2 separate regions of the Homo sapiens genome follow, and region 1 is linked to region 2. Evidence: chromatin loops called from intact Hi-C (ENCODE). Cell type or tissue: mammary epithelial cell. All regions are shown on one strand.

What was found. A loop is a pair of places that touch in the nucleus more often than their neighbours do. Peaks named below come from ENCODE experiments on the same cell type or tissue, not always from the same donor. Only the 100,000 strongest peaks of a DNase experiment are listed, where the experiment ranks them.
Region 1: it touches region 2 in a loop (2.9-fold over the local background); 4 of 110 quality-filtered maps call a loop at or near these places.

Annotation. Positions count from the first base shown.
Region 1 is chrX:103,439,432-103,444,431 of GRCh38, forward strand. All of the region lies in intron 2 of LL0XNC01-250H12.3 (a long non-coding RNA gene), which reads left to right. Among named protein-coding and RNA genes, the nearest start is that of LL0XNC01-250H12.3, 37 kb to the left of the region's middle. RefSeq lists enhancers at 1,006-1,691, 1,692-2,378. In mammary epithelial cell, no CTCF peak of the experiment used is centred here; DNase peaks (open chromatin) are centred at 2,650 and 3,290; H3K4me3 peaks cover 147 bases; H3K27ac peaks cover 2,420 bases.
Region 2 is chrX:103,355,289-103,360,288 of GRCh38, forward strand. It overlaps TCEAL9 (transcription elongation factor A like 9), which reads left to right and starts at 1,218. Exons shown (of 3, transcript NM_016303.3): 1 at 1,218-1,318; 2 at 1,795-1,873; 3 at 2,327-3,174. The coding sequence starts at 2,397. The coding sequence ends at 2,711. It overlaps LOC124905204 (a long non-coding RNA gene), which reads right to left and starts at 1,276. Exons shown (of 2, transcript XR_007068284.1): 1 at 1,166-1,276; 2 at 1-188. RefSeq lists an enhancer at 671-1,870. In mammary epithelial cell, no CTCF peak of the experiment used is centred here; no DNase peak of the experiment used is centred here; H3K4me3 peaks cover 1,926 bases; H3K27ac peaks cover 1,880 bases.

The sequences.
Region 1 (5,000 bases), 84 kb after region 2:
GATCAGAGGAAAGACCTGGAAAGGATAGGGAATTCTCTACAGAATGTAGATTTTCACCAGAAGGGACAACTTTGCAGGGCCATTTCAAAATATGTCAAGGAGATATGTTTTGTGGTAAAGTACTTTGATTCCATTCAGGGCCTGCTATCTTGTGATGCTATACTAGAGCCAGTCTGGAATTTGGTGTCTTATTTGGTGTCTTTATTGCTACAAAGTCTTGTTTTGTCAGTCTTAAGATCTCTTTTAATGTTAATGCTGGTTAGTTGTGCCTGAATTCCAAAGACAGAATAGTATAATGAGGCATGTCTGACCACCCATTCCTGCCATGGCATGAACTAGACTTTCAGATTTACTTTGGAATGCCCTTGGCCAAGAGGGGAGGTCTATTAGTCTGTTGGGGGCTTAGAATTTTACTTGTGGTTTACAGAACCTTTGAGAAGTGTTTGGGCTGTGAAGGCTCTACCTTCATGAATGGATTGTCATTATTACAGAAGGTGGTTCATTATTGCAGGAGTGAATCTGTTATAAAAGGGTACATTCAGGTCTCTTTTGCCTCTTGCCCTCTGCCCTGTGATGATACACCAAGAAGGCCCTCACCAGATGCTGGTCCCTCAATCTTTGATTTCTCATCCTCCGTAACTGTGAGCCAATAAAATTCTGTTAATTAGAAATTACCCAGTCCCAGGTATTGTCTTATAGCAGCAAAAACAGACTAAGACAGGAAATTGGTGTCAAGAAGCCTGGCTGTTGCTATAAAAAATACCTGAAAACGTAGATGCAACTTTGGAACTGGATAATGGGTGGAGGCTGGAAAATTTTGGAGGAGCAGGGTAAAAAAGCCTAGATTTCCATAAATGGAACAATTCAGGTGAGGGCTCAAAGAAGAGAACTGTAGGGAAAGTCTGAAGCTTCTTAGAGATTACTTAAGTGGTAATTGCTGGGTGAGGTGTCAGAGCCCCAGCATCAGAAAGTGGTTGACTTGCAGGTTGGTAAGAATTTACTGACAACAGTATAGGTTTGAAAAAGGAAAGTTTTATTAGAAAAAAAGTATGTTGCAGAAGAAATGCAGCATTTACGGACCTTAAAGTGGGAGCTTAAGTGTAATTTGGACCATATTAGCCATGTAGGTCATAATAAGTGATTACATTTGTAGACATTTTGGTTCCTTAATGTCAGCAAGGGTTGTACAATGAGTTTTGACATGCATGGATTCCAGAGATGTACAGAAATTCTAGTTACTTAGAAAATTTTTGAAAGAGGCCTGGAACCTTTAGGCACTAGGGAAGTTTAATTACTTCTAAATTCCTCAGATAAGGAATTTTGCCTCAGAATGGCCTGTTTGATGGTTGCCAGGTGTTTTTGGCTTTCTTCGTTACACTTCTAAATTCCTCAGATAAGGAGTTTGTGTCTCCAGGGCTTACTCGATGGCCACCTGGTGATTTTGCTCTCCTGACTTTCCCCCTGACAAATATTTTGGTAAAATCTTTGACCCTCTAGTAATGATCAGAATGTTCATAGAAATATGGACAGTAAAGGCCATTCTGATGAGGTCTCACATATAAATGAGGAACAAAGTATTATAAACTGGAGGAAAGGCCATCTTCATTATAAAGTGGCAAAGAACTTGGCTGAATTGTTTCCAAGCCCACACAAGGGCTTTGTGGACGGCATAGTTGAAAAGCAGTGAGCTAGGAAATCGGTGAAAGAAACATCTAAACAAAAAAACGTTCCATATGTTGTGTGTCTTCCTTCAACTGCATACAGTAAAATGCTAGAGAAAAAAATGATTTAAAGATGGAATTTATAATTAAAAGGGAGCCAGGCACGGTAGCTCACGCCTGTAATCCCAGCAATTTGGGAGGCCAAGGCAGGTGGATCACTGGAGATTAGGGGTTCGAGACTAGCCTGGCCAACATGGCGAAACCCCATCTCTATTAAAACTACAAAAATTAGCCAGGTGAGGTGGCACATGCCTGTAATCCCCGCTACTCAGGAGGCTGAGGCAGGAGAATCGCTTGAACCCAGGAGGCGGAGGTTGCAGTGAGCCAAGAGCACACCACTGCACACCACCGTGGGCAATAGAGTGACTTCATCTCAAAAAAAAAAAAAAAAAAGTGGCGGTGGGGTGGGGAACAAAACTTAGAGATTTAAAGGATTCTCAGCCTAGTCAGGTGGTAGAGAATCAAAGAGCACTTTCAGGAGAGGAAACCAAGGATGTTTCCAAGTGACCGTTTCATAAGGAGATTGGTGTGGATAGAAGGAAGCCAGGGGCTATTCATCAGAACAATGGGAGAATGAACCCAAAGTCACTTCAGAGATTACCAGTGCCACCCTTCCCATCACAGGCTCTGAGTGCCAAGACCTGGGTGAAGGAAATATGTCAAAAAGAGAGGCTGAGGACGACCTTAGAACCTTTGGACTCACGTCCCAGGGCTGCTTCAATTTTCTGCTCCCCATATTCCAGTGCAGCATTTCTTGACTACCCCAGTCATGGCTCAAATGGGCCAAGGTGCAGCTCGACCTGCCACACTGGAAGGTACAAGTCATAAACTGTGGTGGAATCCACATGATGCTAACTCTGCAGGTGTGCCGTATGCAAGAGCTGTATGGGCACGTCTTCCTCTACCTAGATTTCAAAAGATGTTTCAGAAGCCTTGGTGGACAAGCAGAGACTTGTTGCAGAGGTGGAGCAAAAGCAGAGAGCCCTCACTAGGGCAATGCCCAGTGGAAACTCAGCTTTGATGTGGAAGTTCTGCTGGGCATTTCCTTAGTCAGGGCTCTCTCCAGTCAGAACTGTGGGGTCAGAGCCACTGCAGAGAGTCCCCACTGGGACAATGCCTCGTAGAATTTTGGGAGTGGACTGCCTGAGAGACCCCAGAATTGTAGGGCTACTACTGTGCAACACCAGCCTAAGAGAGCTGCAGGCATGAGACTCCAACCTATGAGAATTGCTGTGTGGGCTAAGCCCAGAAAAGACATAGGGGCAGAGCTGCCTAAGGCCTTGGGGGCCCAATTTCACCTCAGTGTGTCCAGGAGATGGGACATGAGGTCAAGGAAGCTTATTCTAGAGCATTAAAATTTAATGTTGTTCACCCTGTTGAATTTTGGACTTACGTGGGACCCTCTTTTCTTGTCTATTTCTCCTTTTTGGAATGGGAGTGTCTATCCATTGCCTGTTCCACCACTGTATTTTAAAATACATAACTTGTTTTGATTTCACAGGCTCACATCTGGAGAGGAATTTGCCTCAGCATGAATCATGCCTTCCGTTGAGTTAAATAAGACTCTGGACTTAGGCCTTTTTAGTTGATGTTGGAACGAGTTAAGACTTGTGGGGCTATTGGGATGGAATGAACGTATTTTGTATGTGAAAAGGACATAAGTTTTGAGGGGCCATTGATGAGATGCTGTGGTTTAAATGTTTGTCCCCGCCAAAACTCGTGTTGAAATTTGATTGCCATTGTTACAGTATGGTTGAGTATAACTTTTTCAAAATGCTTGGGATTAGAAGTGTTTTAGCTTTCAGATTTTTAAATATTTGCATTATACTTACCAGTTGAGCATCCCAAATCAAAAAATTCAAAATCTGAAATGCTCCAGTGAGTATTTCTGCAGGTTATATTTGCACTCAACTGCTTCTGATATTGGAGGATTTCAGATTTCATATTTTCAGATTTGAGATGCTCAATCTGTATTAAGATGTGAGATAATTAAGAGGTGATTAGTTAGCTAGGCATGGTGCTGTGTGCCTGTGTTCCCATCTGCTTGGGAGGCTGAGAGAGAATCACTTGAAATTTGAGGATACAGTGAACTATGATTGCAGCCTGGGTGAGAGAGTGAGGCCCTGTCTCTTTAAAAAACAAAAAAAAAAAAGAGAAAGAAAAAGAAAAAAAAAAAAAGAAGTGATTGGGCCATGAGGGTTCTGCCTTCATGAATGGATTAATGCCATTATCACAGGAGTGGATTTCTTATCACAGGAGTAGTTTTGTTATACAAGGGCAAGTTTGGCCCCCTTTCACTCTCTCATTTGCCCTCTTGCCTTCCACCTTGTGATGACACAGCAAGAAAGCCCTCACAAGATGCTGACATCTTGATCTTGAACTCCCCGGCCTCCAGAACTGTGACCCAATACATTTCTGTTCATTATAAATTACCTAGTCTCAGGTATTTTGTTACAGCAGTGCAAACGAACTAAGGCATATGCCATTCATAAAGAAATAAGATAGGGAAAAGTGAAAAGTAATAATGTTGTGAAATACATTATTTGCACAGACCTAGTAAAACAGGTACTTTCATCCTGTATTTTGTTGGGAGACATTAGTATAAAAGATTTTAAAATTTAATCAGGCTAGCTTTTAATGTTCATGCTCTTTGACAAAGCAATGTTCCTATGGCAACTTATCATCCAGATACAGCCTGAAGAGGCCATAGCCATCATCACTTACATGTCCCAGCTACTTCAGACTGGCCATTTTTCTAGCTGGCTTGTTGCCTTCAGCCCCCTGCCGCCCACCCTGCTTCATCCATTCTTCCATCCAAGCAAGAAAATCTGTCTCATGGCTGGATCCACCTCAAGCATTGATATAGAGCAGTACTCATGTTCTTCTACCTCTTGGTTCAAACTAGAAAATCTACCATGACAAGATGCTACAAAACACGTACTCCTAACCACAATAGACAGCCATGGAGCTACTTCAAGCATTGATATGGAACAGTGCTCAGGTCTCTACTCCTGGAGGGCCTTGTAGACATCCAATCTCATCCCTGCCTGAAGAAGTCTCCCACCTGTCCCCTTTCTGTGTCCTCAAAGGCACAGGCAGGTGAGGGGCCTTTGCTTCTGCTTCTGGCCCTGCCATAAACCTCCCTTCAGACAAGGGGAGGGGGCACAAAGGCTGGCTTCCTCCTGTAGAAAGGGTAAACACAGGGAGAACAGAGATAAACCTCACAGCAGCACGTATCCTGATAAATTTGCTAAAGATCCCTCACTAGCAATTCAAGGT
Region 2 (5,000 bases):
TTGTCTTTTCTAATTGTACAGATGAAAAATTAACTCTTATTTTTATTTTCAATAGATCTCAATTCTATGAGCATATGCTATTATTCCCTTCTTTCAGATGAGGAAACTCAGGTTCACAATGTGTACCTGACGATTAATTGATGATTCTTCAGGCAGCACAGCTTCCTGGTAACACCACCATGAGGACTCTGGAATGAAACATTACTCTTTTTTAAAAAATTCTGTATCATTTTCCTCACAAAACTTCTAATATCACAACAGCTTTCACTTTAAAAGCACTTACTATATGCCACATGTACAATAAGCACTGTACATGTATTAACTCATGTCATTAAAGTAATTTTTTCTTTGTCTTTTCTGACTATAAAAAGATAAAAGTTGCCCAGTGCAGTGGCTCAGGCCTGTAATTCCAGCCCTTTGGGAGGTTGAGGCAGGAGGATCACTTGAGCCCAGGAGTTCGAGACCAGCTTGGGGAACATAGACCCTGTCTCTACAAAAAAATTAAAAGACTAGCTGGACATGGTGGCACACACCTGTAGTCCCAGATACTTGGGAGTCTGAGGCAAGAGGATCACTCGTTTCGAGGAGTTTGAGGCTGCAGTGAGCTGTGATCGCACCACTGCAACCCAGCCTGGGCAACAGAGTGAGACCCTGTCTCAAAAAAAAAAAAGAGAAAGAAAGACAGAAAAAAGAAGAGAGAGAGAGAGAGAGAGAGAGATTAAAGTTACCTTTTTAAAAAGGATATAGAAGTACGAAAAATAAAAAGTAAAAATTGCATTCAGAAATCTCACTCTTGTTCCAGGGTCTTTTTTTGTTGTTGTTTCACAACTGCTGCCAAGGCCACCCTGCTCTACAACAGCTAAGAACCAGATTGCAGAGGAAATGGAGGCTAGAGGAGGGACGACTGATGGAGGAGTTATCCTGGGAGTGGAAGAATGGAAGAGACAATTCTCGAAAGAAGTAGAAAAGTTCAGTAGCTCCAGAAAAAGAGGTAGCCCCTCCCTAGTAATCAGAGTCAAGCAAATAACATTTTTCCCGCTGGGATAGGAAACAACAGAAAAGACTGACAGGGCCAAATGTATAAGTGGGGGGCGGGGAGGGAGAGAGGGTGGGCCCACTTCTGCCGCGCTTTTGGTGGGAGTGGAAATTAGGGACCCGAGCTCACTGGTGACGTAGATCTCATGTGACCAGGAGTCGACGTGTGCAGAAGTCCTGGTAATCTGGTCCTTGTTCCCGTCTGGATACCAGCTTCCTTCAGCAGCGCAGGCGGTGGTCCCTGAGGCCCGTGGAAGGAGTCAAACTTGCGGGAATTTTGCAGGTTGGTGTCACTGTAGGTGTTGACTGGGGATTTCTAGTGTGGGGGGGTTTAAGGCAGAGACTTGTGGGAGTGCCGGTCAGGTCCGTCCCTCCACCCTCCACCTCCAGGTCTACGGGAACTGATGACCCTTGGGAAAGGGACTAGGGGTCCTAGGAGAAGAACAGGGAGACCTGTGGTAGTTTAAAAATAATCATCCTCTGCTATCTAAGACTGCTTTCCGGACCCCCACCCTCCTCCCGAACCCCGCCTCAGTCTTAAAGATAGTTTGGAAATAATCTGCTTTCTCACTCTTTGTCTGATGGGAAAAACGAACTGACTTGCATGCACTGTGGAGAGGGGGTGAACTAGGGGAAACAAAAGGTGGGAAACTTTCCATATCCGAAACCCTAAAGGAGGAAAGCTACGTGTGTCAGTCTCTGGCGCTGGTCGGCCCACCAAGCGCTCGCCCCACCCCCACCGTCCCCTCCCGTTTCCAGTTTATCTGCAGGGCTGTTGTTTCCAGCAAGACCCAAAGCTAGAAAAGGAGGAGGAAGAAACTGACCCGATCAGTGCCAGGTAGGTGAGAGGAATATTATAAAGTCTCCTGGGGTGGAGACAAAGGTTGTAAGCGCCACCGTTCCTGCCGGCTCCCTTCCACCCCACCCCTTTCCCCTCTTCTTTTCTCTCCCCCTTCTCCTTTCCCCTCTTCCTCTGCCTGCCAGCCACCTTTCTCTTTTCTGGCCTGGTCCCTGTGTTAGGCCCTATGGGGGAAAAAGGTCTGGGGAGGGCTGGACGGCGGAAAGGAGGGCCTTGGAAAAGGTTAGAGGGAAGGACAAGAGAGAAGTGAGGAGGTGGAAAGTGGAGGTAAAAGGAGTGGGGATAGTGAAGCTCTGATTGCTGACTGGGCTTCTTAGGTGGAAGATATTTTATAACAGCTCTGAATAAAAAAAATTAAATGCTAAGGCCTCTGTCCACAGCACCTGTCCACTCACCAAGTCTTTAACTTACTGTCTTCTTTTTGCTTTCTAGAAGTCATTGTATTCAAAGAAGAATAAGCAAGAAAGAAAAGAAGGAAGGAAGAGAGGTAGACAGATACAAGATGAAATCCTGTCAAAAAATGGAAGGAAAACCAGAAAATGAGAGTGAACCAAAGCATGAGGAAGAGCCAAAGCCTGAGGAAAAGCCAGAAGAGGAGGAGAAGCTAGAGGAGGAGGCCAAAGCAAAAGGAACTTTTAGAGAAAGGCTGATTCAATCTCTCCAGGAGTTTAAAGAAGATATACACAACAGGCATTTAAGCAATGAAGATATGTTTAGAGAAGTGGATGAAATAGATGAGATAAGGAGAGTCAGAAACAAACTTATAGTGATGCGTTGGAAGGTTAATCGAAACCATCCTTACCCCTATTTAATGTAGTTTACCTTGATTTTTATCTGATATTAACAATACCATATAGCTTGCTTTTTATTAGCATTTCCTGATATTCCTTTGTCCATATTTCTACTTATAACCTGTTGCTATTAATGGTTTTAGATGTATCTCTTGTTATCTGCATCTCATTGTTTATTGTATTTTGAACCAATCTACAAGTCTCTGTCTTTTAATAAAAGAACTTTACACATTTGTAAAAAAGAGGTTCTTGGTAAGATATAAAATGGAAAAAGGCTAAGTAATATGTGAATATCATATTTTTGAAAGGTAAAAAGTACATTTGTATATTACATATATGGACATAACTTGTGAAGGATGAAAGAAAGTACAGCCTCTCGGTGGTGGGATTATGAATGATTTTTCTCCTTTTGCTTGTTTGTATTTTCTATATTCCTAAAATTAACACACATTATTATTGCTAGAATAATAAAAGTTTTATAAAAAAGAAGCAACAAGCAGCACGTATTAGTTTATTTCTAAAAGTATTGGGGCATTTAATATTTGTTGACAGAATTTTAGAAGAAATGTGAACTTGAAAGTAACTCCAGACCACTTAGCTAGAATAATAAATTTTACATATTTTCTCATCTTTAAAATAAAGAAAATAATCTCACAAGGATCTGGTGAGGGCCAAATAGAGTAATGACTGTGAGCTATGTTTGACAGAGTTTTGTTCCCATCCCAACTCCGTAAGAGATTAATTTCAGCGATTTGGAAGGGTGGAGAAAGTAGTTCTTATCTGTGATTAAGAACAAACCCAAGGCCGGGCGCGGTGGGTCACACCTCTAATCCCAACATTGGGAGGCCAAGGCGGGCAGATGACGAGGTCAGGAGATCAAGACCATCCTGGCTAACATGGTGAAAGCCCGTCTCTACTAAAAATACAAAAAATTAGCCGGGCATGGTGGCAGGCGCCTGTAGTCCCAGCTACTCGGGAGGCTGAGGCAGGAGAATGGTGTGAACCCAGGAGGCAGAGCTTGCAGTGAGCCGAGATCGCACCACTGCACTCCAGCCTGGGTGACAGAGCAAGACTCCGTCTCAAAAAAAAAAAAAAAAGGAACTGTGAGGTGGGTGCCACCTTTATGTTCATTTCCTGATATGCCTACCCAGCTTCTCATGCCCCTGCCCTTCATACTACCATATATACTGCGTTTTCTGCCCCTTCTGCTGGGTCCTGCACCTTCAGGCCCCTACCACTGTGAATGTGCTAGAATTCTCAAGTAGTGAAGCCCAGCATATTTCTTTGGCACCCCCAGTAAGCTTAGTTCCCAGACTGACCTTTAGAGAAGTTAGGAGATTGCCCATCTCTTCAATTTAGATAGACACTTATGCAGTGCCACATGAGTCATGATGTCTTATAGATATCTTGGCAACTTTGGGATTTTAACTTTCTCCCCATAAGGCTCAGACATGATAGGTCCATCTGGGAGTTGGACCAGAAGACAAATCTGAGTAACAGACATTATGTTTTAGTCAGAATTGCTGCCCTGGATCTGAAGACTACCATTTTATCTTCCTGACTCCTATTTCCTTAGGACGAATGATTTCTCCCAGAAGACTGGTGGCAGGCCCTCCTCATCTGTTCAACAGATATCCCTAGACTTGTATAAATTTTGAAGGAAAATTCAAGTCAGATTTTGGAATAATCCCATCCCTGGCTGGAAATATATGAAAGTGCTGTGTAGGCCTTATTGTATGTCTATATCTACATATCTCTGTCTGTCTGTCTGTCTGTCTGTCTGTCTATCTATCTATCTATCTATCTATCTATCTATCTATCTATCTATCTATCTATCTATCTAATCTTTCTTTCTTTATTTTAAGGTGGAGTCTCACTCTGTCTCCCGGGCTGGAGTGCAGCAGCATGATCTCAGCTCACTGCAACCTCCGCCTCCTTGGTTCAAGTGACTCTTGTGTCTTACCTCCCGAGTAGCTGGAATTACAGGTTTGCACCACCACACCCAGCTAATTTTTTTTTTTTTTTGTATTTTTAGTAGAGACGGGATTTCGCCATGTTGTCCAGGCTGGTCTCAAACTCCTGACCTCAAGTGATCCACCCACCTCTGCCTCCCAAAGTGCTGGGATTACAGGCGTGAGCCACCGTGCCCAGCCCTATCTTTCTTTCTTTACAAAAGGCCCACTATTGTGCCTGTCATGTGTCATTTTCCTCTGTGATGCCATTTTGGGAACTCTTCATGTCTCCAGACCATTCTTCAAGGTGATGGCAGCCTAATGGTTGCTGGTAGGGCTGCAATTCATGTTGGAGTGAGATAA